Regions from separate parts of the Homo sapiens genome. Here region 1 is linked to region 2. Evidence: read pairs that join two places in POLR2A ChIA-PET (ENCODE). Cell type or tissue: B cell. All regions are shown on one strand. Each heading gives the region's core, and the rest is flanking DNA. Links, peaks and the distances in the headings are about the cores only. Region 1 overlaps LOC124901241 (a long non-coding RNA gene). Region 2 holds the start of LOC101927759 (a long non-coding RNA gene).

Region 1 (12,894 bases), core at 2,379-10,378, 220 kb before region 2:
GCTGAGGGCCGACAGTGAGCAGGCAGAAATCCAGAGGAGAGGATGTCTTTTTCTGTCTCACAAAGGCACACGTGGGCTAGCTGGGCTCTGAGGAAAGAGAGAGGCTTTTGAGCAAGTCCGTTTATGCTTCTTGCCTATTTTGCTTTAGCTTGTGGCTTCCGGTGAAAACACGCCTTCTTACTCATTTGGCTCCTTACTGAGGAATAAAATATACGAATTCCACTCCGTAGCCTGCAAATTCTCTACCTGTCTCATCGCCTCCTCACTGTTGCAGGTAGTTGAGACAAGTACAGTGGAACAGAAAGTCTGTTGGGCCAAGAATAGACTTTCTGGTATGAGATTCCCCAAGTGTGGGGAATGGTGAATGTCAGAAGCTTGAGTAGCAAGTGCACACATGGGGCGGGTCTCTTGTCACTTGTACTGGTTGTGCTCTAGTCACAGTAGGCTCTGAGGAAGCCAGGGTCCATGTGGCCATCTGCTTGAGCAACCTGCAAAGTCCTGGGTGTGGTATTTCTTTACTCTGCATGAAGTTACTCAACTGCCATCTGTATGACTAGCCAACTTTGAAGCAGAAACTATCTGAATTAGAATTCCATATTTCTTCCATTCTCTAATTTTTTTGAAATTCTGCCCCCATGATCTATAAAAAAAATGTGAAGTCTTCACCTAACCATCCACTTCATTAAGTCTCTCCTTCCTCTGCTCACATCACACTGCATAGGTTCTGTCTTTTTGGCTGTGGGTTATAAGCCTTCTGAGGGCAAGCATAGTCATAGTCATGTTCATTCCACAATGTTTGGCTCCTAGTAGCTTTTCAGCAAGTAATTGCTTAACTGACTTTCCCCGCTACAGAAGACGATGCTTTTCAAGAATAGACAATTCCATGTCACAGATAGTGTAGGTGTGAACGTCCCCAGGCTCAGGGCAGTGGATTAGTCATGAGCCGAGATCATTTTTCATGCTCTGGTTTGCACAGTGGAATGACTGGAGTAGCTTAGGATGTGGTATGAATTTCCTACTAGTGCACTAAAAACAGGATTCACATCCCTTCTGCCTTATGATTGTTTATGCAATAACCTCATTGCAAATGTCGTGTTGCTGTACCTTCCCATGATGTTTTAATGAAGTAGAATTTTAAAATATAATTAACGTGCTTAAGGTCATAAATCATAAAACAGATTTGGACAACTTCTGGATCATAGTATTTCAGCCTCTCTAAGCCTCAGTTTCCTTATCTCTTAAAGGAGGATAGATTACAATAATCTCTACAAACTCATGCAGTTTAAAAATACATTGTTGTTGCTGAGGCGGGTGGATCGTGAGGTCAGGAGTTCGAGACCAACCTGACCAACATGGTGAAACCCTGTCTCTACTAAAAATACGAAAATTAGCCAGCCATGGTGGCGTGCACCTGTAATCCCAGCTACTCAGGAGGTTGAGGCAGGAGAATTGCTTGAACCTGGGAGGCGGAGCTTGCAGTGAGCCAAGATTGTGCCATTGCACCCCAGCCTGGGCGACAGAGTGAGACTCCATCTCAAAAAAGTAAGTAAATAAATAAATAAATAAATAAATAAACCAACAACAACAAAACATAGTTGTTATCTGTATCATAAGAACTACTTAAAGGAAAATCTCCATTTTGCTAATGAGTCATTAAATACATATTTTACATCCTTCCAACAAGCTTCCATGTTGAGAAAACTGGCTTTTGAGACAAGGCCATTGTTCAATCTCTGGTAAGTCACTTCACTCATTCAGGCCTCGATTTTCTCAGCTTGGAAGTGGGTATAACAATGACTTCTAGGTTCACTTTTATTTTTTGGCAGGGCCACTTTTACACTGGAAGTTTCTTATGAAAATCAAGTAAGATATGCAGATAAAAATATACTATCAACTGTCAAGTGCTATTTAAATTAAGGCACGATTATTTTGACTGTTTACATGGGAAAGCATTAAGAAATATTAGCGGTTTTCAGAAGCCAGATGCTATGGAAGTCAGAATTGTTTCATTAGCTCACATGATATTCAAATGGGCATGGAATGAACTCCAGTGGGAAAGTGAGCAGTGTGCCCTGTGCCTTCCTCTCCCCCTGTCTCCTTTTCTTCCTCTTTGGAGAAACCTTGGCTCCTTCCTCCTTGGGAGAGAGCAGACCTGGATGGCCACAGATTTTGATGGACGTGCTGCCTTTTGTAAGCAGGAGTTGTCTTGGCCCCTTTGGTAGATTTAGAAGGGTCTGTTACTGCCTGTCTTCCCACTCCATCTGCCCATTCCAGTAACCAGAAACAGGCTTGATTGAGAAGCTAAATTTAGAGAACTCAGGATCATCAAAGAATACTGCTGAACCCGGTGATGGTGCGGAAATCGTGAAATAGCAGAGGAGAGGAGCCCTCAGGACAGTTCATACCAGAAACCTCTTTTCTAGTTTCCTCTGACCTGTGGGTTGTCACCGTGACACAGAACTGGAAAGAGAACAGACGGGGTGTCACAACAGCGAGGCTTATGAAATCTTTGCAAAACTTTCCGCAAGTCAGGCTTGAACTAGGAGTACGAGCTGCCCTCCAGGTGGGTGACACATCTACGACCCCGCAGGACCACCAGCCCCACGCTTTCAGCCAGTGCTGCCCAGAGTGCGGTGCCCGGACCAGCAGCCAGCAACCTGAGCCCATGAGAAATGCAGAACGCGACGCCCAGGCTCGGCCAACTCAGCTGGAATTGCTAAGGAATCTGTGTGAACAAAAGCTCAAGAGATTTTTTTATGCCTCCTTCATTTTAAGAAACAATATTGGCTGGGCGCCGTGGCTCACGCCTGTAATCCCAGCACTTTGGGAGGCCGAGGCGGGTGGATCACGAGGTCAGGAGATCGAGACCATCCTGGCTAATATGGTGAAACCCCATCTCTCCTAAAAATACAAAAAAATTAGCCGGGCGTGGTGGTGGGCGCCTGTAGTCCCAGCTACTCGGGAGGCTGAGGCAGGAGAATGGCGTGAACCCAGGAGGCAGAGCTTGCAGTGAGCCAAGACTGCACCACTGCACTCCAGCCTGGGCGACAGAGCAAGACTCCGTCTAAAAAAAAAAAAAAAAACGAAACAATATTGTAAGTTATGCTCAAAGACTTTTGTGTCAGAATGTCAGGGAAATGGATCACATGGTTCAGTAACTGTCAGATAATTTCAAAACAGCACATCACCTTCCCCAGGCTCTTCTCTTTCTCCTCAAGTGCCTCACTGGGACTCTCCTTCTCTTTTATCTGGAAGCAGAGGCCTTGCAAGGGCTGGCTGATCATCCCACAGTTCCAGCGTTTGCAGGGCAGCACTGGGCATTTTGAAGGGCAGGAAGGAGGAGGGGGTGGGCTGCTCTTGCACCTCCCCTGTGCCCACCTCCAGTCACCAACCCAAAAGCTGCTCTCTAGAGAACAAGTCCAGTCCTCTCTCATCTCCCTGCTGTTCCTCAATTTCAAGTCTCTTTCATAAGGAAATGTCCAAAGCTCTTGAAGGCTGGATGTCTCTCCACTGAGAAGACTCTTACTCAATTCAGATGTCTATGAGGAAATCCCATCACACCTTTTGCTCTGGGCCCACCCATTCCTTCTGGATTTAGGGCCCTCGCGTAGGGAAGAGCCGCGTGGGACAGCCACACATGGTAGAGCCCGCAAGGGCAGCTCCAGGGTTGTGCTCTGTCTGCAGGACCAAGGACACAAGGGAAGCCCCTTGGGGCAGCAAGTGGTCTTGGTGAATTGAGAAACTGAGGCCTCAGCACAGAAGGAAGGAAATGAGAGGAAGCTGGCCAGGTGTGACTCTGGGCTCAGTGGCCTGGAGGCTCAGCACCAGATCCCTTCCTGCAGCTTCCCAGGCCTTCGCTAGCTCCTTCCAGCCAGGAGTTTGAATGCTGGGTGGACCAAGACACCTGAAGTTTCCTACAGTGGCAAGGGTGGGAGAGAAGGGGGTGGCCCTCAGTGATGTAGTCCCTGGAAACTTAGGCAAGAACTGAGAATGAATGTGTCCTCGGCAGGACTGTGCAGCTGTTCTTCCCTCCCTGCTCCCCTCCCAGAACATGTGACAGGTGAAGTTCACAAGCAGCACATTCTTCACAGTTCCCAGGTCCCTGAAATCCCTTGAGACAGCCAACAGCAAGCAAGGTGGGGAGGGACGAAGTCCCAGAAATGACTTCACAAGAATGTACACAAACAACGAAGCCCCAATTTGAATCTCACAGGTTCAGCCCTGGCCTGATCTCACCCAAGGCAGATCTCCTCCTCCTCCTCCTCCTCCTCCTCCTCTTCCTCCTCCTCCTCCTCCTCTTCCTCCTCCTCCTCCTTCTCCTCCTCCTCCCCTGCTCCTACTCCTCCCCTTCCTCCATGCTGCCCTGGGCAGGCTGTGAGAGGAGATGGGGAGAGAGCTGCTGTCACTTTAAAATCAGCCTCTGCTGTGACTTCAAGCTAATCCATCAAACTAACTTCAAATGAATTCCTCCTCTCCATTCAAATATGTTTAAGCTCACAGTTTCTTTTTCTTTGTCTTTTTTTTTTTTTGCATCAAGAAGATACTTTTAAATAAATAGTTGCTAAAATACTTGTGAGGTAGTGATAACTTTGAAATAAATACTATTTTAAACAAAATTCACAGAAAGCCCCCTATTGATTGGAATCATTGCATGCAGTGAGTTGCAATATATTAAATAGATAGCTCCTGCTGCATGCCCGGTGATGTGGCCCCTCTCCTGGGCCGTGGATGGAGACACATTTGCAGAGATCTGCTTGCTTGGCTACCGCAGGCATGGAGGATTCGCGTACGCATGACAGCAACCCCTTTCTCCGGGGACATTTACTCTTCCTCCGGGGACATTTACTCTTCCTCCAAGTGTGTGATGTGAGGGGAGCTGTGGACTCCTCAAGGCCCAGGCTGCCCCGCCCAGCACAGGGAGGAACACTCCCTCCAGGTGGCCTCCTCTCCTGCCCCTTCCTCAGGCCCTAGTCACTCCGTCCAAGGACAGGCTCTTGGTCTAAGTTCTTCCCTGGGAACACAGGAGCAAGCCCTGACTCTTTGGTCATGACGCTCAGAGATGTGAACATGTGTTTCCCGCTACGTGAAGAAGCCAGTGTGAGGAAACAAGGCTGGGAAGAACCCAGCCGAGAGGAGGAGACAGCCAGGGCCCATGCCAGGCCTAGTGACAGGTGTTTCTGACACCCCCCACACCCCTGCCATTTCTGTGGTAGCTTGAAACTTCCAAAAATCCCTTCTTTTGTTTCCTCTTAATCCAGTTTAAATTGGGTTTCAATAACTGGCAACCAAGAGGAGTTATGACCAATGAACAGCAGGGCTAGTGTGGGGGCGGAGCCGGGCCAGGTGGGTTCCAGCCGTGCAGAGGCCCATGAGGCCACGGGTTCAGTAGCTGTCGGGGTGGGTGGAGCGCAGCCCCAGAAACCTCATACCCATTGGGGTACCTTGGTTTATTGGGAACTTGGGCATTTGGATTTTCTTTTTTTTTTTTTTCTTTTTTTTGAGATGGAGTCTCACTCTGTCGCCCAGGCTGGAGTGCAGTGGCATGATCTCAGCTCACTGCAACCTCTGCCTCCTGGGTTAAAGCAGTTCTCCTGCCTCAGCCTCCCAAGTAGCTGGGATTACAGGCACCCGCCACCAAGGCCAGCTAATTCTTGTATTTTTAGTAGAGAGGGGGTTTCACCGTGTTGGCCAGGCTGGTCTCAAACTCCTGACCTCAGGTGATCCGCCCTCCTCGGCCTCCCAAAATAATGCGATTACAGGTGTGAGCCATTGTGGCCAGCCTGGATTTTCTATTGAAAAAGGAAACTCAAAATGTATTTTGAAATGGAGGTAAGCAGAGTGTCTTTGTCTTCAAGAACTATAAAAGTCTGGTGGGAACGTCCTTTTACTCTAGTTTTTGTTTGTTTGTTTGCTTCAATTTCAATCAGAAGCAGCCAGGCTTGGCAGCTGCTCCTCCCTTACCTCTGTCCCTCTCCATCAGGCCCCATCCCCTGATACCACATCCCTCACTAAGGGGCAGAGGCTGTGGAGAGAGCATGGCTTTGCACTTAAGCCTGGTTTCCAGTCCTGGCTCATTGCAGCCACACCTTGAACCTCCATCCTTCATTCGTAAAACTGAGCAAATGACACCTACATGTAGGACCAGAGAGTTCAAAAATGAATACAAAATGCATGGCACATAGAAGGTGTTTTGCTACAGATCTTGAAAGTCTCCTATATAATAACACTTTCTAGTCAAAGTAAAGATTTTTCTTTCTGATCCTGAGTATTTTTAGAAGTGGCCAGGATCATACTCCTGTGCTGGGGCCTGGACAGATGTGGTTTTTCTGTCCACCTGCAAAGTCAGGAGTGTCAAACACTCGTTCTGGGGCATTCACTTCTGGAGGTCCTTTTTCCTGTGTTGTTAGAACATACATAAGTAAATGGAGCTGGGTGACGGTCTGCGTTCGAGCCCTAAGACTAGACCACTTGCAGATAATCAACACCATGTCACATAGCATCACAGCACTGGAAAGGAACTTCTGAGTCACTTAATCCAATTTCCACAGTAACCACGTGTCATCCACTGACAATGTGACCGAAACACCATGGTGGGAACAGGAAAGATCAAAAGCAAAGATAGTTTGGCAGATAATGTGTCTGATCATAACTTTTTCCATTAATATAGCTAGTAAACACCAATCCCTAATCTAATCAGCTCGATAATACCACTGCCTGCAAATAAAAAATGGCACATTATTTTTAGCACAGTGACCATAGGTTACAGATATGGAGAATTTAACTGGAAACCTGACTGCCTTCACTAAGTACGTGAGTAACAGACCAAGGTAGCTCCTCCGCTGACCCTATGCCTTCCCGTGATATTCCATTTAGTTCCCTCGGAGTTTCTGTGGATGGTCCAGGCTCACTGGAGAAAGGTCTAGAAGGGGTTTGTGAAGCAGTGTCACTGGGCACTGTTTATGAACGTGTCTGAGCCTGGTGAGATAGAACACAGTCAAATTCAACAAACACCATGAAGTGGATTTCTTACTCACAGATGAACGGCAAGGGACTGCAGAAGCCATGGCTCCATTGCAAGCCGGTCCCCAAGGCTCAGGAAAGCTGCCCGGGGCGGGTGGAGTCTCATCTGTGTGTACCCTACTTGCACCACAGTTGAGGGACCCCCAGAAAGCAGCCTGCCCTGGGTTTTATACCCTGGGGTCACAGGACACACTGGGCTGCAGTGTTGAAGGACGTCCTGTTTCTAGGGGAGACTGGGACAGAGCCCAGGCAGGCCCAGTCAGTCCCTCCCTATCTCGGGATGCAGCATTCCAGCATATTCTATGATTATTCTTGACAGCTATGAGTGAGAAGTGGGGCAGAACTGGGTTAGTCCACGGTCACCTGGAGAGCTGTCCTGCAGTCCACCTCCCAACCCAGGTAGCCCCTTCCACAAAGCCAGTCCATTGCCTCTGCCCTCCGACCTCTCCAGATCTGGAGACGGAGGCGTGTCTTGTCAGGTTGATGTAACACCTTGACGGACACAGGCTCAGTGCAATGTCATTGAGCCATAGCCAGGTTACACTTCACCAGGCCCGGGGGACCACAACCACAGCAGGATGGCCAGGCCTGCTGGGAGCAGCAGTCTGGCCCAGGATCCCAGTGATCCAGGTAACGAAGTTGGAGAAGAGTCCTTAGGTGGCCCCACTGTGACCCAGTGGGTCTGCCTCCAGATCTCCTCTCCTTGTGTCTCTGCAATCCCTGACATGCACACTCTTCTTGGTCAGGGAAGACAGTCTTGAACAATCCTGTCATCTGAAGCAGCCTTCCAGAAGGAGCCAAGGGCTGGCGGCTGGCTGCCCAGGCAGAGGCGGTGGAGGCAGTGATACCTGCCATGCTCAGGGACAGGTGTCTTTTTTTTTTCTTTTTTTTTTTTAAATTTTTTTTTTTAATTTTTTTTTTATTATACTCTAAGTTTTAGGGTACATGTGCACATTGTGCAGGTTAGTTACATATGTATACATGTGCCATGCTGGTGCGCTGCACCCACTAACGTGTCATCTAGCATTAGGTATATCTCCCAATGCTATCCCTCCCCCCTCCCCCGACCCCACCACAGTCCCCAGAGTGTGATATTCCCCTTCCTGTGTCCATGTGATCTCATTGTTCAATTCCCACCTATGAGTGAGAATATGCGGTGTTTGGTTTTTTGTTCTTGCGATAGTTTACTGAGAATGATGGTTTCCAATTTCATCCATGTCCCTACAAAGGACATGAACTCATCATTTTTTATGGCTGCATAGTATTCCATGGTGTATATGTGCCACATTTTCTTTTGTTTTTCATGAGCACTGACTCCTACGATGGTACCAGAGATCCCTTAGGGGACATAAACCCGGTCTGTTACTCCTCCTGACAGGTCCCTAGCAAGTCTGGTGTAAAGCCCCAGATTGTTGGCCCAATGGTATGGCCCATTCCCAGGGGTGATAGCCAGGTTGCTCCCAGCACACCCAGTGTACAGGATCCCACCATCTGCCAGCTTTGCTGGCATGACATTGCCCATCCCAGGGCTGCCCACAGAGAAAGGTGTAGCCCTTCCCCCACGTTACTGCTCAGTGCCTACTTGGGGGTGTGGAGGCACTGGCACTCACCAGCCAAGCCTCATGGACACAGAGTTGCGGAGCTCAGTCTCCCCTGCACAGATGGCTGCTACTAATCCAATTCTTATTTTCTTTATTGCATGGGGACACCTCCTGTCCATGGAAACAAAGGAGTGTGGTGTGTCAAAGGACCAGCCCATGGAGAGGCTTATTAGTCGTGTTCATGCCATTTTGCTGCAGAATCGGTTAAGTTAAAACATGGCACCTCCAGCTCCCTCCCATGCCTGGGTGCCAGAGCCTCCCTCCGTCAGCCAGGGCTCAGGCCCCGTTGGGTGTGTGGTGGTGTCAGACACACAGATGTCATTCACCGCTGATGGGATGAGAGGGTTGCTCTGGTCAGGGACAGAACGAGGTCCAGAAGGGCAGATCTAGCAGTTTGCCAGGTTGCCTGGGAGGGCTACAGCTCAGAGAGCCTGACAAAGGCATTGGGCTCCTGGGCGTCTGCTCCCACGTCTTTGTGGAAAAGCAGACACATTAGTGCCCCTCCCCCACTCGCAGTTCCAGGTGTTCCCCACCTGTGGACAAGGGTGGGCTGAGTTGCTGCAGTGACCAAGTCTGTCTGCCCCAGCCCAGGCCACTACCTCTGTGGCACCCATGGCCCCTGTTGCATGACTCAGACCTTCAGGCCTCAGTCATCTAGTCCAGGAAAGGGTATCACGTCCTGTACAAACAACATGTCCGATAATGTTGCCCATTCTAGTGGAAAGTCAGATGTTCCCCCTGCCACTAGAGAGACCCTAGCGCTTTGGTATTCCTTGGTCCCATCCCCACTCCTGTGGGACCCCATAGAGGGGAGACCCCCAGGGGAAGTATTGAGTCCAGGTTCAAGTTGGGGGCCCTGTCTGGGGTACTATGGCAGCCTGAACCACAAACCACCTTCAGGACATGCACTCTAAAGGGAGAAGGGAAAAAGAATGGTTGGGAATGCTGAGATTGGGATTTCACAGGTGCAGCCTAATCAGGTGGCTGCCTGCCGCCCCCCCATCACCGTCACCCTTACAAGCCCAGTGTCTCTCAATGTGCCCTGCAGTGTCACGCTTCCCTCTAGCGCCGCTGGGTTAGGGTCTCCCTGACTGAGCTGGTCTTGGCACTTCCCTTGTGCGGGAGTACAGAGTTTAGGGTCCATAATACCCTAGTCAGATGGTGTCACCCCGCTAGCAGGCCATCTTGATGTCCTGTCTTCGGTTTCGTTGTGGGCAATGGTTCCATCATTCAGCAGCCCCGCTGGCCTGCAGGTGACAGCGCGCGTGGAAAGTCTATCCTATTTCGTGAGTACGCACCCACTGTTATACTGCTAAGGCAGTGAAGGATGTTCCTTGGGCAGAGTGAGGTTCCGGGATATCCAAAAACATGACAGAAGCTCCTCTCAAGGGCGGCCATGGTAGTCTCAACATCCACTTGAGTGACATCTCTGTGTCCCTTCCAGGCAGCAAGCTATTGTCATAGTCCTTTAACAGGAAACCCTTTAATAGTCCAGCCACTCAGTAGCCATTCTCCTGAACAGTCATGTAGGCTGTTAGCCACAGTCCATGAATCAGTGAATATCTAACAAGATATGGTGGTGGCTTGCATGGCCATCACCCCTGCCTGTGGTCCAGCCCGTTGGACAGAACATCCATGTGCAGTCTCAATTGAAAGACAGCCATTCACTGGCTGGACAGTGGCCGCAGCCCAGTGGACCCTGTCTGCTCGTTGTTTTGCAGAGCTGTCAGTAAGCCATGCCATATCATAGGCAGTCCAGTCTCTGAATCTGAATCTTGGGTCCCAGGTAGCCCCAGGAGGAGCTGAAGCACCCCTGTCAGCTCACATGGTACCTTCTGTCAAGCTAGCCATTATTCATGAAGCCCACCGGCCCCTTGGATACTGGCTGGATCCAATCTTAAAGGTACTATTTTCACTTAACAGTTGAGCTCTGATGAGCCTGTTTGATTTTATTGGTGGAATTTGTAAGCATTCAAGTTGGACAGTTCAGGTTGCAACATCACATGTGGATGTCCAGTTTCCTGCACTGCCCAGTAGCAATCAAGCAGTTGCCATTCAATAGATGTACATCTGGGGGCTGCTTTAGGAATTACGTGTCCAAAACCTGAGGCCGGTGCACCCCAGTGGCAGTTTCCTGTTGCAAGAGGCTCCAATTGGCACGTGTGGAGATGGCAGACACCTATAATTCCATTGGGCTAGCAGACTCTAAAAGTTTTAAAGGCTGTGCCCCAGACAAAAGTTGTTAAGTGACTTCCAAGTCCTGCTATTACAAAGGGCCCTGTTCAAAGTTGGCAGCTTTGCCTGTCACCTTGACTAAGGAGGGCAAAAGAACACAAGGTGGGTATATGCTGTCTCCAGCACTCAAAGAGACCTACCTGCTATGGAACCTCCTCTTGATTAGTGGATGCTGCCAGGCCAACAGTTTTTGCTTGATGGCATCTGGGATATTTCTTTGGCTTCCTGCCCAAGTGGCCTTGGCGTTCAGCCTGCAACAGTCTGTTGTTGGTCTCCATCCCCTGAAGGTCTTTTTGACCAGCCAAAGTCAACCGTCACATTGCGACAGAATGGTTTGTAACATTTTTATCAGAATTAACGCAAAGTCCTGTTCTCCACTTTGCATTCAGTACTGCTTTTGTTGAACACCCCACTGGGGCTTGGGGAGCTTAGGTGGTAGGCAGGAGTGGATCTGCGCCGCTGTTGCTGTGAGGGCATGCCGTCTAGGTGGTGTGACGTTCTGTGCCACAGCAGCCCAAGTGTCGATGCCTATAATGCAGAGGTCCTCAACCATTTTGGCACCAGGGACTGGTTTTGTGGAAGACAGTTTTTCCAAGACAGGGGAGTGGATGCTTTCAAGACGATTCAAGCCCATTATATTTACCATTACCTTCTCGTAAGGTGCACGCAACCTAAGTCCTTCGCATGCGCAGTCCACAGTGGGGCTCGTGCCCCTGTGAGAATCTAATGCCGCCGCTGTTCTGACAGGAGGCGGAGCTCAGGTGGTGATACTCCCTCGTCCATGCTCACCTCCTGCTGTGCGACCTGGTTCCTAACAGGCCACAGGTCAGTACCAGTCTGTGGCCCAGGGGGTTGGGACCCCTGCTACAGTGCAGAGGTGGGAACCGTGGTCACTGTGCCCAAAATGGCTCAAAGGGCCCCACCCACAGCAAATAGGCACTGTCAGTCGCCATGTCTGTCCTCAAACCTGCCGATGGCATCAGTTTAATTTTTCTCTTCTTTGACAGGAGCATGGTGGGGGCCTGGAGACCTTGTCCCCACCCTTAATTGCACCATTTCTTCTGTCCTCTCTCATCAGCTATCCCAGAGAGCCACGACATGGCCTCCCCTGCATTTTGCCCACATCTGTCCCTTAGATCCAAATTCTCCTTTTCTGTGAAGACCCACATTGTGCATGCGGGTTCCCTCTCGGGTACCCCAGGGTCCACCTGCGTACCCACTCCTGAACTCTCCAGCCCCGGGAATGAGTGATCACATGAGTGCCCAGCAACCAGGGGGTTGTGTGCCATGCTCTCATTTCCATATTCTTTTCTCCCCATGTCAGTCCCTACAGCCAGCTCTCTCTCATCTGTGTGTGTGTGTGTGTGTGTGTGTGTGTGTGTGTTTGTGTGTGTAGGGAGGGTGACCTCTGTTCCACTTATCACCCTTCCTTCTCTATAAAACTTCCAGCTTCATGTCCAGCCCCCTGCACCCCCAGGCTGATGTCTCTGCCTGGGCTGGGTACTGAGGGGTACCACCCTCCCACTTTGCCAAGAAGCCATGGTCCTGTCAGACCAGACCCTGCTCACTGGGCCAGTTTTGTGAAGTAGGTTCACAGGGAACTGGTTAACAACTTGTCTGAGTCTGGTGAGACAGAACACGCCATCCCCACCCCACCCCAAATCTAGTTACATGAAGTGGGATTCTTGCTTGTAGATAGGTGGCAAGAGAAAACAGAAGCCCAGAGTCCATTGTGAGCCAGTCCCCCTGAAACCACCTTTGCAACAATTATAACAGTGAGAAAATCATGGCAGTGAAAGAAATCTGGTTTAGCCAACTCCTTTCTTGCCTTTAGCCTTCAAACTGCCCTTAACTATTCCTGGGCTTGGGCCAAGCTAACTTTGGGAGATATTTAGCTTATAGTTTAAATGATAATAGTCCTTCTCCAAACAAAATTGCTTTTGTAAAACTAATGAAAGGCCACCAAGCTGGGAGGATGAGAGGAGCCCAAATTCTGCTAAGGTGTACACATAAATTATTACCAGACATTATTGCGGAG
Region 2 (11,723 bases), core at 2,747-10,746:
CATGCCCTCAGCTCCCCGAGGGGTGAGATGAGATGGGATGGAAGCGTGATGCCCCACACCATTTTGACTCCCCTGGATACAAGAAAATTATAACATTTTGCCCCTTTTAAATGCTTTACTTGACAGATTTGAAAAGCTTGACCAATAGGGAAAACATGCCCTAATTATAGCTTTTGATATGGTTTGGGCAGAAGCTAAGCCAAACCTGCTTAGCTTGGTCAGCAGAATGGCCCCAAGGTGGCCCTGCGTGTGTTGTGATACGTGCGGGTGGAGGCCATCCATATGGCTCTGGCAGTGCTTGGTGAGGGCAGCACTGCCCTTGGACCCTGGCAAGTGGCACCCCAGGCCCTGCATTCTGATGGCCGCATGCTGGTCTCTGCTGGCCATGCCAACCCCCACAGGGGCAAGGGGCCTATGGAGCCAGCACACACCCACCTCCCAGTCCGCAGGCCCCTCCCAGGCCTGCTTCCCCAGGGGACCTCTTGGTGCCTGCGTGAGTGTCCCTGGGCCTGAAATGTGGCCGAGTAGTGGCCACCTGCCAAAGGGAAGGTGGTGGGCAGAGCAGTTCCAACGTGCTGGGGTGTCCCACGAAGGAACCCCTGGTGAGGGGTGGCAGAGGGAGGGAGTGGGGAGCAGACTCCAGGTCAGGGGCTCCAGGGAACCCAGAAACCTAGGGGTCAACTGTTCTTCCAGGTTGTTTAAGGGAGGTTTGTCGAGACAGGGGGAGAGCTCGTTCTTGAGGGGTAGGGAGTTTGCTGGGAAAATGCACGCGTCACCCCTTTTCTGTGAACTCTCTCTAGGTGCACGTGCCTTGCCCATGTCCTATTGGTTTGGTATTTTTTAATTTTCTATTTGTCAGTGCTCTTCATATATCAGAGAAATTAATCCTATTATGTCCTTTCAAAACACAATGATTTTTCCTTCTACAGGCAGTGCACATTGACTAAGTTCATTCCTTGCTTTTGTTGTTGTTTGCTATTATAAATAGGATTTTGTCTTCAATTATATCTTCTAAAAGTTCTTTTGATTGGTGAAAGCTATTGATTGCTGAATATTGGTTTTTGACCCCGACCATTTGCTGTTTTCTCCTCCTAATCATAATTTTTTCTTAGTTGGTTTCCAGTAATAAAGTCATGTTGTCTGAAGCTGGGTGCGGTGGCTCACGCCTGTAATTCCAGCACTCTGGGAGGCTGAGGCAGTGGATCACCTGAGGTCAGGAGTTTGAGACCAGCCTGGCCAACATGGCGAAACCCCATCTCTACTAAAACACAAAAATTAGCCGAGTGTGGTGGCGGACACCTGTAGTCCCAGCTACTTGGGAGGCTGAGGCAGCAGAATCGCTTGAACCTGAGAGACGGAGGTTGCAGTGAGCCAGGATTGCACCACTGCACTCCAGCCTGGGCAACAGAATGAGAATCCACCTCAAAAACAAGCAAACAAACAAACAAATAAATAAAATGATGTTGCCTGAGGAAAAAAATGTGGATAGTGGTGTGTGGGCCTCTCACTCCCCACCTGACAGGGCAGGCCTGGATGAGGGTGTGGGTTTTAAAGGAAGTAATGCAGAGGATTGAGTGTGACATTTTTAGAAAAAAAGTGGTCCTCTTTGAAAGGAAAAAGTACGTGATTCCAGTTACTGATAGTCTACTGAAGGAAATGATAATTTATAAACCTGACCTTGCTTCTTCACAGGCCAACTGGTCTCTTATGTGTCATTAGCCAAGTTCAAATTCTTCTTGCTTTTAAAAAAATCTTTTTTTTTTTCAGTTTGCAGAAGTACATATTATGGCCAAAAAAAAAAGAGACAATATGAAATATAAAAAGAGAAAATCCCTTTAATCCCTCCCACCTCAGAAAGAATCACTTTAAATGGTTTGATTTATTTTCTTAGGGCCTATATATTTTCTCACATACATAATTTTTATTATAGGTTTATTACATTTACTGCTCTTTTACATGAATGGTATATCATAAATACGGCTTAAAATTTGTTTGTTATTTTCATTTAACAGATATCTTGAACAAACTTCCATGGTATATATTATAGCTAGAATAACCTCATTCTGGAATAATCTATAGTGTGAATGTACCATAATTTGCCCAATCAAGCAGAACTATAATGTTTGGCATCTGAATCAGTTGCAAAGATTGTAGGTTAATTGCAGTTATAAAAATAGAGCTTGGAAATTGCAACTGCCCCAAGTTCTTCACGGCTCTTATGCAAGGCTGTGTCCTAAAGCCATAGGGAAGTTTAGCTTTCAGTTGCCTGTAACATTAAGGTTGTTTCATGATTTTTTGAAGGTTTGTTTCACACCATTTCCCCCCTTAAATCATTTAACTGAATGGTATGTAACAGGTGTAGTTTCTAATGAGTTCTTTTCTTCCCCTGTGGCTTTAGCATGGCACATTACACTTCTGTGGATTTAAAGTCCTTGCCCCTCAGATCAGCTTTGCTCCTGAAATTGCATCCGAAGAAGAAAGAAAGGGGATGGTGGCTGCGTGGTCCCAGAGGCTGCAGACCATCTGGAAGGAAGAGCCCATCCCCTGCACAGCCCACTGGCACTTCGGGCAATAACTCTGTGGCACGTGGGCATCACGTAAGCAGCACACTAGGAGGCCCAGGCGCAGGCAAAGAGAAGATGGTGCTGTCATGAAATAAAATTACAACATAGCTACCTGGGGATACTTTTTTCTTTCTGTTTTTTGTTTGTTTTTAATTTTAGCTTTAAGGAGCACATGGCCAGTACTGTTTCAGGGGAATATTGGGTGGCGCTGGGGTTTGGGCTTCTATTGATCCCATCACCCAAACAGTGAGCATAGTTCCCAATAGATAGTTTTTCAACACTTCCTTTCCTCCCTTCCTTCCCGCTTTTGGATTCCCAGCATCTATTGATCCCGTCTTTTCACCCCTGTGTACCCAATGTTTAGTTCCCACTTATAAGTTAGAACATGGGGAATTTGGTTTTGTTTCTGTGTTGATTCACTTAGGATAATGACCTCCAGCTGCATCCACGTTACTGCAAAGGACAGGATTTCATGTTTTTTTATGGCTGCATAGTATTCCATGGCGTCCGTGTACCACACTTTCTTTATCCAGTCCACTGTTGATGGGCACCTGGGTTGATTCCATGTCTTTGCTACTGTAAATAGTTCTGTGATGAACATACAAGTGCAGGCATCTTTTCATAGAATGATTTTTTTTTTCCTTTTGGTAGATACCCAGTAATGGGATTGCTGGGTTGAAGGGTAATTCTATTTTTAGCAAACTAGAAATATTTAATGAAGTACATGAATGAGTGTCTTCAGAATTGTACACAGTGAGATCAAATATTTTAATAATGAGCTTGTTATGTTGAATTCTATTCTGACCATCACTCACTGAGATTTTCTTTTCTTTCTTTCTTTTCTTTTCTTTCTTTTTTAAAGAGACAGAGTTTCACTATGTTGCCCGGGCTGGTCTCAAACCCCTTGCCTCAAGTAATCTTCCCACCTTGGGCCTCCCAAAGTGCTGGGATTGCAGGTGTGAGCCACCACACCTGGCCCAGATTTTCTTTAATATTTGTCTAATATCTTTCCATCTCCCTATATTCAAGCTTCATGTAATTTTATTTTCTGGTAATTCTCTGAGCATAGAGCTGGATTTGCTAGTTTTTTTATTTTATGACTCAACATGACAGTTTCTATTTTTCATAGAAAAGTTGAATCTGGGCCTGTTGCTTAATTTTCTTCTTTGTCTTTTTAAATTTACATTAGGACTATGAAGTTTTAATTGAACAGCCATTAACATATATGGTTATATGTTGCATGATGTTTCAATCAGTGATGGACTGCATGTACGATGGTGGTCCCCTAAGATTATAATGCCATGTTTTGTTTATTAAAATTTATTTAAGATTTATTTTATTATTTTTATAGATGAGGTCTCACTCTGTTGCCCCAGCTGGGTGCAGTGGCATGATCATACCTCACTAGGCTCAAGTGATCCTCCTGCCTCAGCATCCCTAGTAACTAGGACTACAGGCACATGCTACCACGCCTGGCTAATTATTTTAATTTTTGGTAGAGACAGGATCTCATTATGTTGCCCAAGCTGGTCTTGAACTCCTGGTCTCAAGCAGTCCACCCACCTCAGCTTCCCCAAGTGCTGAGATTACAGGCATGAGCTGCCTGCACCTGGACTAATACAGTAATTTTACTGTACCTTTTCCATGTTTAGATACAGAGATACCTATTATTGTGTTACAGTTGCCTACAGTATTCAGTACAGTAACATCTCTACAGGTTTATAGCCAAGGGCAATAGGCTCTACCATAAAGCCTGGGTGTGTAGTAGGCTGTACCATCTAGGTTTGTGTAAGTGCATTCTATGATGTTTGCGTGACAATGAAATCAACTAATTATGAAATCACTTAATGATACATTTCTCAGAATGTATCTCTTTTGTTAAGTGAAACATTACAAAATTTATTTTTTTGGGCACAGTGGCTCACTCCTGTAATCCCAGCACTTTGGGAGGCCAAGGCGGGCATGCCGATCACGAGGTCATCTCCTACAGGCAGTGCACATTGACTAAGTTCATTCCTTGCTTTTGCTGTTGTTTGCTATTATAAATAGGATTTTGTCTTCAATTATATCTTCTAAAAGTTCTTTTGATTGGTAAAAGCTATTGATTGCTGAATATTGGTTTTTGACCCCGACCGTTTGCTGTTTTCTCCTCCTAATCATAATTTTTTCTTAGTTGGTTTCCAGTAATAAAGTCATGTTGTCTGAGGCCGGGTGCGGTGGCTCACGCCTGTAATCCCAGCACTCTGGGAGGCTGAGGTGGCGGATCGAGACCACCCTGGCTAACACAGTGAAGCCCTGTCTCTACTAAAAATACAAATATTTAGCCGGGTCTGGTGGCGGGCGCCTGTAGTCCCAGCTACCCGGGAGGCTGAGGCAGGAGAATGGCGTGAAGCTGGGAAGCAGAGCTTGCAGTGAGCCGAGATTGTGCCACTGCACTCCAGCCTGGGTGACAGAGCGAGACTCCGTCAAAAAAAAAAAAAAAAAATTAATGGCTGGGCACTGTGGGTCATGCCTGTAATCCCAGCAATTTGGGAGGCTGAGATGGGATAACTGCTTGAGGCCAGGAGTTCAAGACCAGCTTGGGCAACATAATGAGACCCATCTCTACAAAAAATTTAAAAATATACATTAGTTAGGCATGGTGGCACGCACCTGTAATTCCAGCTACTCAGGAGGCTGAAGCAAGAGGGTCACGTGAGTCCAGGAGTTCAAGGCTGCAATGAGCCATGACTGTGTCACTGCACTCCAGCCTGGATGACAGAGCAAGACTCTTTTTAAAAATAGCCAGGCGTGATGGCTCTCACCTGGAATCCCAGCATTTTTGGAGGCTAAGATGGGCAGATTGCTTGAGTTCAGCAGTTTGAGGCCAGCCTGGGCAACATGGCGAAACCCCAACCCTATAAAAAAAAAAAAAAATTAGCCAGGTGTGGTGGCACACATCTGCAGTCCCAGGTACTTGGGAGGCTGAGGTGAGAGAATCGCTCGAGCTGGGAGGCAGAGGTTGCAGTGAGCTGAGATCACACCACTGCACTCCAGCCTTGGGTGACGGAATGAGACCTGTCTCAAAAAACAAATAAATAAATAAAAATAATTTAAAAATCATTAATTGCCAGTTACAATGAAAATTTAAAACTTTTAAAAAATTTAGTCTGATGGCATTGTACCACTGTGCCGTGTTCACGTAACCCTACTAATAATCACCCTGACACACAGCCACATGCAGATGGAGGAACTTCCCTAAAAGCAAGTTTGAGGGATTAAATATCATCTTTGTCATCATATCCTCCTCTTTTCCCTTTTCCTCCTCCTCCTTGTCATCACTACTGAGGACAGCACTGCTGGCTGTGCCCAGGGGCCCTTCTTCCTCAACGCCCCCAGCACCACCCAAAGTCCCCCTCTGTGGAATCGGAGCACTGAGTGTGTTGGCCTCAGGGACACTGAAGGAAGCCGCCCGCCCGTCCTCTCAGCCTTGGAGTCTGTTCAACCATTATCATTCAAACCACCTTCCATCAAAGGTTTGAATACAATGAGCAGCTGCTCCTGCATTCCTCCAGGACACAGGTTCACCAGCTGGGTGTCTGTCAAAGACAATGAGCCTCCGAGTTGGTCCAAACTTGACTCTCCTTGAAGGTCTTCTCTGGCCATCCTCAAAATCCACAGGATGAAATGTGTTCGATGAGGACAACTCACTCGTGTCGCGGCGTTTGGATGGGCTGCGGCGTGGCCGCTTCTGCCGTAGAGACGGAGCCTTCCTGTGGTTCGCGCACTTCCTTCCTGAAGCCTCATATTTCCCATTCCGTTGATACTTGGCCACCTCAACCTGCAACGTGCAGTTTCCAGTGTCATCTTCATCCAAATGCATGAATGCAAGATCCACAGCTTCCCTCTTCCAATGATCGCACAGCCTGTCTCCTTTAAGATGTCCTTGGTTATCTCTGTAAAACTTGACCTTAAGTTCTTCTGTCTGGGGATCGCTCATAATAATGCCAAATGGACAGGCGTGTGAATGCCTCCACGGTAACGACCAGAGGCAAACCGGCACATACACGTTTGTATTTCTCCTTCTTCAGCATGAAGCCTTCCTTTTTCTCCCCTCTTTGTGGGATCAGTGGGTTTGGGGTTTTTCTTGGTGGCAGAGCAGCGCCGTCACCGAGCAGCCGTCGCTGGCCTGATATGCAGCGGTGAAGTCTTCACTGGTTTCTCTTCTGCTCCTGTGTGCTTGCAGAAACCGGGCTGGCTCTTGATTGGGATTGTAGGCTGCAGAGGCTGGGGAAGGGCAGACAGCCTCGGGAGACACGCCGGAAAGGGCGGCTCCCTCGTGCTCCTCAGTGACTCAGGGTTTTGGCCACATAGCTCCCCTCCTCCACCCTCGCTCAGCAGGCTGCATCCGGGGCGGGGCTGGCAGGCAAAGAGGCTGTGTCACAGCCCTTCAGAGCCTCAAGCTGGGGTCCCTAGGGTTTCTGGACCTCAGATCACTGTGAGGCAGGAGGTCCTCCACCCTCCCTCCGGCAACTCTGAAGTATGGGAAGGTGCGTTCTCGAACTGCCGAGGGGCCTGTTCCTGTGTGGGTTGAGAGGATGGGAAGTTGCTGAAATCCAACCTCTCTGAGAGCCGGTGCTGTCACCTTGGCCTGAGTATGCTGAAGACATTAATTCCGGTTCCCAAGCAAAACTGTTAGCAATTCGAGGGCTGGGCTCTTGCCTATGTCTCATCTCCTGTTAGTACCGGGCACCCTGATACATTTTCTGCCGGTTTTTAAGAATTTTTTTTTGAGACGGAGTTTCACTCTTGTTGCCCAGGCTGGAGTGCAATGGCGCGATCTCGGCTCACCTCGACTTCCACCTCCCTGGTTCAAGCGATTCTCCTGCCTCAGCCTCCCGAGTAGCTGGAATTACAGGCATGCGCCACCATGCCCGGCTAATTTTGTATTTTTAGTAGAGACAGGGTTTCTCCATGTTGGTCAGGCTGAACTCACCCGACCTCAGGTGATCTGCCTGCCTTGGCTTCCCAAAGTGCTGGGATTACAGGCATGAGCCACCGCGCCCGGCCGGTTTTTAAGATCTTATTGCTGAAAAACTTAAAATAAAAAATAAATTCAGTATCAGCAGGGCAGCAGGAATTGCCATTAAAAAAAAAAAAAGAAAATTGGAAATGACTGCAGCCAGGTGTGTGTGATTGGGCCCCGCGACCTTTTTCTTAGGCAAACAGGGCTTTGTGGATGCAGAAAGACTTCTTTGGTTGTGTAGTTTGTCTCAGAGCCTCTCGTGGGTGGAGCCTGGTAAAAAGAGGAAAGAGACTCATGTTGCTCAATGTGAGGAAGCACCAGGAATTTTGGAGAAGTTCCCAGCAGCTCAGGAGAGTGGCTGGTGCCTTGTCCCAGGGGAGAGGGAAATAAGCACAGGCCTATTTCTTTCTCAAGACGGAAAAACCGAGCCCCAGAAAATGGCGATAAGATGGGGATGCAGGAAAAAGCTAGCTAATGAACAGTTCAGCAGTGGGCACCGTGTGGGAACCTCTCCTAAGCCGCCCTCCCTCTGATGGATGCATGCTCAAGTGATTTCGTTGGCCCTTAAAGGAAAGTGTTATTCCATCCTGTAATCCTAGCACTTTAAAAGGAGGCCGAGGTGGGAGGATCACCTGAGGTCAGGAGTTCACGACCAGCCTGGCCAACATGGTGAAACCCCGTCTCTACTAAAAAATACAAAAATTGGCCGGGTGTGGTGGCATATGCCTATAGTCCCAGCTACTTGGGAGGCTGAGGCAGGAGAATCACTTGAACCCGGGAGGTGGAGGTTGCAGTGAGGTGAGATCGTGCCATTGCACTCCAGCCTGGCCACAGAGCGAGACTCCATCTCAAAAAAAAAAAAAAAAAAAGACATCTGCCCAAGGGTCATAGCTGTAGAGGGGCAGATGTGGTTTGAACCCAGGGCGTCTGGTTCCTCTCTGGAAGCAACCAAAGTGCCTGTGATTGGGGTAGTGACAAAGCACTCTGAGCCGCTGCATGGCAGATGCTGTGAAGAGTCATCTTTGCCTGTCCCATATCTATTCCCATTTTTTCTGATTGTAACACCTTGTTTTTTTGTGTGTGGTGGGGGAACCATGCCCTTTCAACCAAGCTATGTGGTGTTCATAAGGGTAGCCCCTCCTCCGACCCCAGGAGTGGCAGTTCACAGCCCTGACTGATCACAGTGTTCCGTGGCCTAGCTGTAACCACCCCAGGGAGTGAGACTGAACTCAGGGGTTCATTGGACCTATCAGGAAAGAGAGACCTTTCTTGTTTCTGGACTTGGAGCTGTGATGAAGTAAGTGGGTCAGGGGCCAACACATAGACAGCGTTGGCCTACAAATGCAGCCCAGGCAGAGGACGGTGCAGCCAAGCCACACAGAGAGACAACTTCCTAGTGACACGCTGTGAACTCCTGCATCCACCCCTGCCTGAACTGGAGCTTTTCCTCTTCAGCTCTTCAGTTATGTGAGGCAAGATGTTGCCTTTTTTGCTTAATGCTGTGAGTTGAGTGTACAGCAGTTACAATCAAAGAATCCTAAATAATGCTGCAAGCATGGTGACTATCTACATGGGAATATGCAGTACTCCAGTGAAGACAAAACATAAATTAATTTTGGAATCTGATGACCATAATCTAAAAACATTCATAGAGGTATATAAAAATTATAACAAAATTTAAAGTAGCATATCTCCTCATGAAGCAGGTTAAGTGTATACACAAAGAAGGAGGAGGAAAAGGTGAGAAAGAATCTGCCCTTGTGGGGAAGTGACAGAGGCAGAAGAGGCTGATGCAGTCCTGCATCCAGGCCCAGCTCTGCCAGCAGCTGAGTACCCCTGAACAAGCTCCCCCACCTCTTCGGGCCTCACTTTCCCCATCTATGAAAGAAAGGGAGTCTAGCTTCCATAGCTGCCCCAGCTGATACGCAAGGTGCCAGTGTGTCCTCAGTCCTGTCAGGAGAAACCTTCCCCACTAGAATCCCAGGAGGAGCTTGAAATCCTGTCTGGGATCCTGACGGCCCAGGTGCTGACCCTGCCTCGGGTTGTGTCTGCTAAGAAGTCTGATTTCTGCTCATCTCTCCCCATTTCTTTCTTCCCATAAAGTGGGCTGATGCGCTGGAACGTCGATGCAGCCAGTGATGTGTTTGATGAGAATGTATTGAGAGTAAAGCTGCCCAGAATCCAAGTGTGTGTCATCTGAACTCTTGAATCATGGATGGAAGGTATGTCCTCTGTTGATGTCTCGCAGCCTGAGCTGACAATCTGTAAGAAGGTTTTGTTATCTTCATGTTACAGATGGTGAACCGAAACTTACAGAGCTCAAGTCACTTGACCAGGCTCCACCCCTACAAGAGGCAGCACGCAAACTAAAAACCAGGCGGCCTTTTCCAAAGCTTGTGCTCTGCTCCACTGCTGGAAGGAACCCTTCGGGGAATTGAAGCAGCACTGAACAAAGGCCATTTTTAAGAAGCGACACCAGAAACCTAAGGCGGGGTCCCCGGCTCAACAAGGATCTCATGTTTTGTGGGTCAGAGATTCTTGTGTCGTGTCTGGGTGAGGTCAAAAACCATGCAGAGACTTTCACTTCCTGTTCTGTGGCAGACAAGACATCTGAAAAGCTCTCCTGCAGCAACACTTCTAGATGCCAAGTAAATCACAGCAAGTGCACTTTTAAATGTGTTACTAAGATCATAAAAATGAAGGAAAATGCCCAAGCATATCCCCAACCCCTCACCCCACAACCACCACCACCACAATAAACAAGTTGCTGACAGTGGATTGGCAAGCGAGAGTGGAACCTTAGGCTGCGTTGGCATCAAATACTAATAACCAAGCAAAAGGGAGCAAGACCAGGCCTGGGGGCTGTGCCATTGAGAGGTGACCGCGTGCTGGCAGTCCTCACAGCCCTCGTTCGCTCTCGGCGCCTGCTCTGCCTGGGCTCCCACTTCGGCGGCACTTGAGGAGCCCTTCAGCCCGCCGCTGCACTGTGGGAGCCCCTTTCTGGGCTGGCCAAGGCCGGAGCCGGCTCCCTCAGCTTGCAGGGAGGTGTGCAGAGAGAGGCGCGAGCGGGAACCGGGGCTGCGCGCGACGCTTGCGGGGCAGCTGGAGTTCCGGGTGGGCGTGGGCTTGGCGGGCCCCGCACTCAGAGCAGCCGGGCGGCCCTGTCGGCCCCGGGCAATAAGGGCTTAGCACCCGGGCCAGCGGCTGCGGAGGATGTACTGGGTCCCCCAGCAGTGCCAGCCCACGGGCGCTGCGCTCGATTTCTCGCCGGGCTTTAGCTGCCTTCCCGCGGGGCAGGGCTCGGGACCTGCAGCCCGCCATGCCTGAGCCTCCCCCACTCTCCGTGAGCTACTGGGCAGCCCAAGCCTCCCCCAAGAGCGCCGCCTCCTGCTCCAGGCGCCCAGTCCCATCAACCACCCAAGGGCTGAGAAGTGCAGGCACAGGGCGCGGGACTGGCAGGCAGCTCCACCTGGGTGAAGCCAGCTGGGCTCCTGAGTGTGGTGGGGACGTGGAGAACCTTTATGTCTAGCTCAGGGATTGTAAACACACCAATTGGCACTCTGTATCTACCTCAAAGTTTGTAAACACACCAATCAGCACCCTGTGTCTAGCTCAGGGTTTGTGAATGCACCAATCCACACTCTGTATCTAGCTATTCTGGTGGGGCCTTGGAGAACCTTTATGTCTAGCTCAGGGATTGTAAACGCACCAATCAGCACCCTGTCAAAACAGACCACTTGGCTCTACCAATCAGCAGGATGTGGGTGGGGCCAGATAAGAGTATAAAAGCAGGCTGCCCTAGCCAGCAATAGCAACGAAGTCGGATTTGTTTCCATGCTGTGACGGTTTTGTTTTTTTGCTTATTGTAATAGCTTTTGCTGTTGTACTCTTTTCTGGTCTACACTGCGTTTATGAGTTGTAACAGTCGTCACAAAGGCCTGCAGCTTTCACTTTCTGCCTCAGCCAGCGAGACTGCAAACCCACCAAAAAAAAAACTTAACTGTCACACCCACCCTAAGGGTCTGCAGCTGGGTTTTTGAAATCAGACCAAGAACCCACCAATTCAGAACCCACCAATTCGGGACACACCATGTGGGCAGCTGAATCAAGACTTTGTGGAGGAGCTCCAAAGTGGGTAGAAAAGTACGTTCACC

The links. Peaks named below come from ENCODE experiments on the same cell type or tissue, not always from the same donor. Only the 100,000 strongest peaks of a DNase experiment are listed, where the experiment ranks them.
Region 1: POLR2A ChIA-PET joins it to region 2 with 11 read pairs; 4 of 35 experiments call an interaction of 5 or more read pairs at or near these places.

The regions. Positions count from the first base shown.
Region 1 is chr6:2,793,601-2,806,494 of GRCh38, forward strand. LOC124901241 (a long non-coding RNA gene) reads right to left here. Exons shown (of 3, transcript XR_007059408.1): 1 at 10,997-12,894; 2 at 8,631-8,732. Among named protein-coding and RNA genes, the nearest start is that of WRNIP1, 35 kb to the left of the region's middle. RefSeq lists a silencer at 4,200-4,304 and an enhancer at 8,496-8,996. In B cell, for the core only: no CTCF peak of the experiment used is centred there; no DNase peak of the experiment used is centred there.
Region 2 is chr6:3,017,081-3,028,803 of GRCh38, forward strand. It overlaps LOC101927759 (a long non-coding RNA gene), which reads left to right and starts at 6,983. Exons shown (of 3, transcript NR_152848.1): 1 at 6,983-7,093; 2 at 9,673-9,791; 3 at 9,865-10,354. It overlaps NQO2 (N-ribosyldihydronicotinamide:quinone dehydrogenase 2), which reads left to right. Exons shown (of 7, transcript NM_000904.6): 7 at 2,399-2,675. The coding sequence ends at 2,575. It also overlaps the pseudogene HTATSF1P2. RefSeq lists enhancers at 1-450, 451-950, 6,157-7,356, 8,800-8,909, 9,878-10,037 and a silencer at 8,395-8,689. In B cell, for the core only: no CTCF peak of the experiment used is centred there; DNase peaks (open chromatin) are centred at 6,831, 8,941 and 10,091; H3K4me3 peaks cover 2,311 bases; H3K27ac peaks cover 2,541 bases; H3K27me3 peaks cover 444 bases.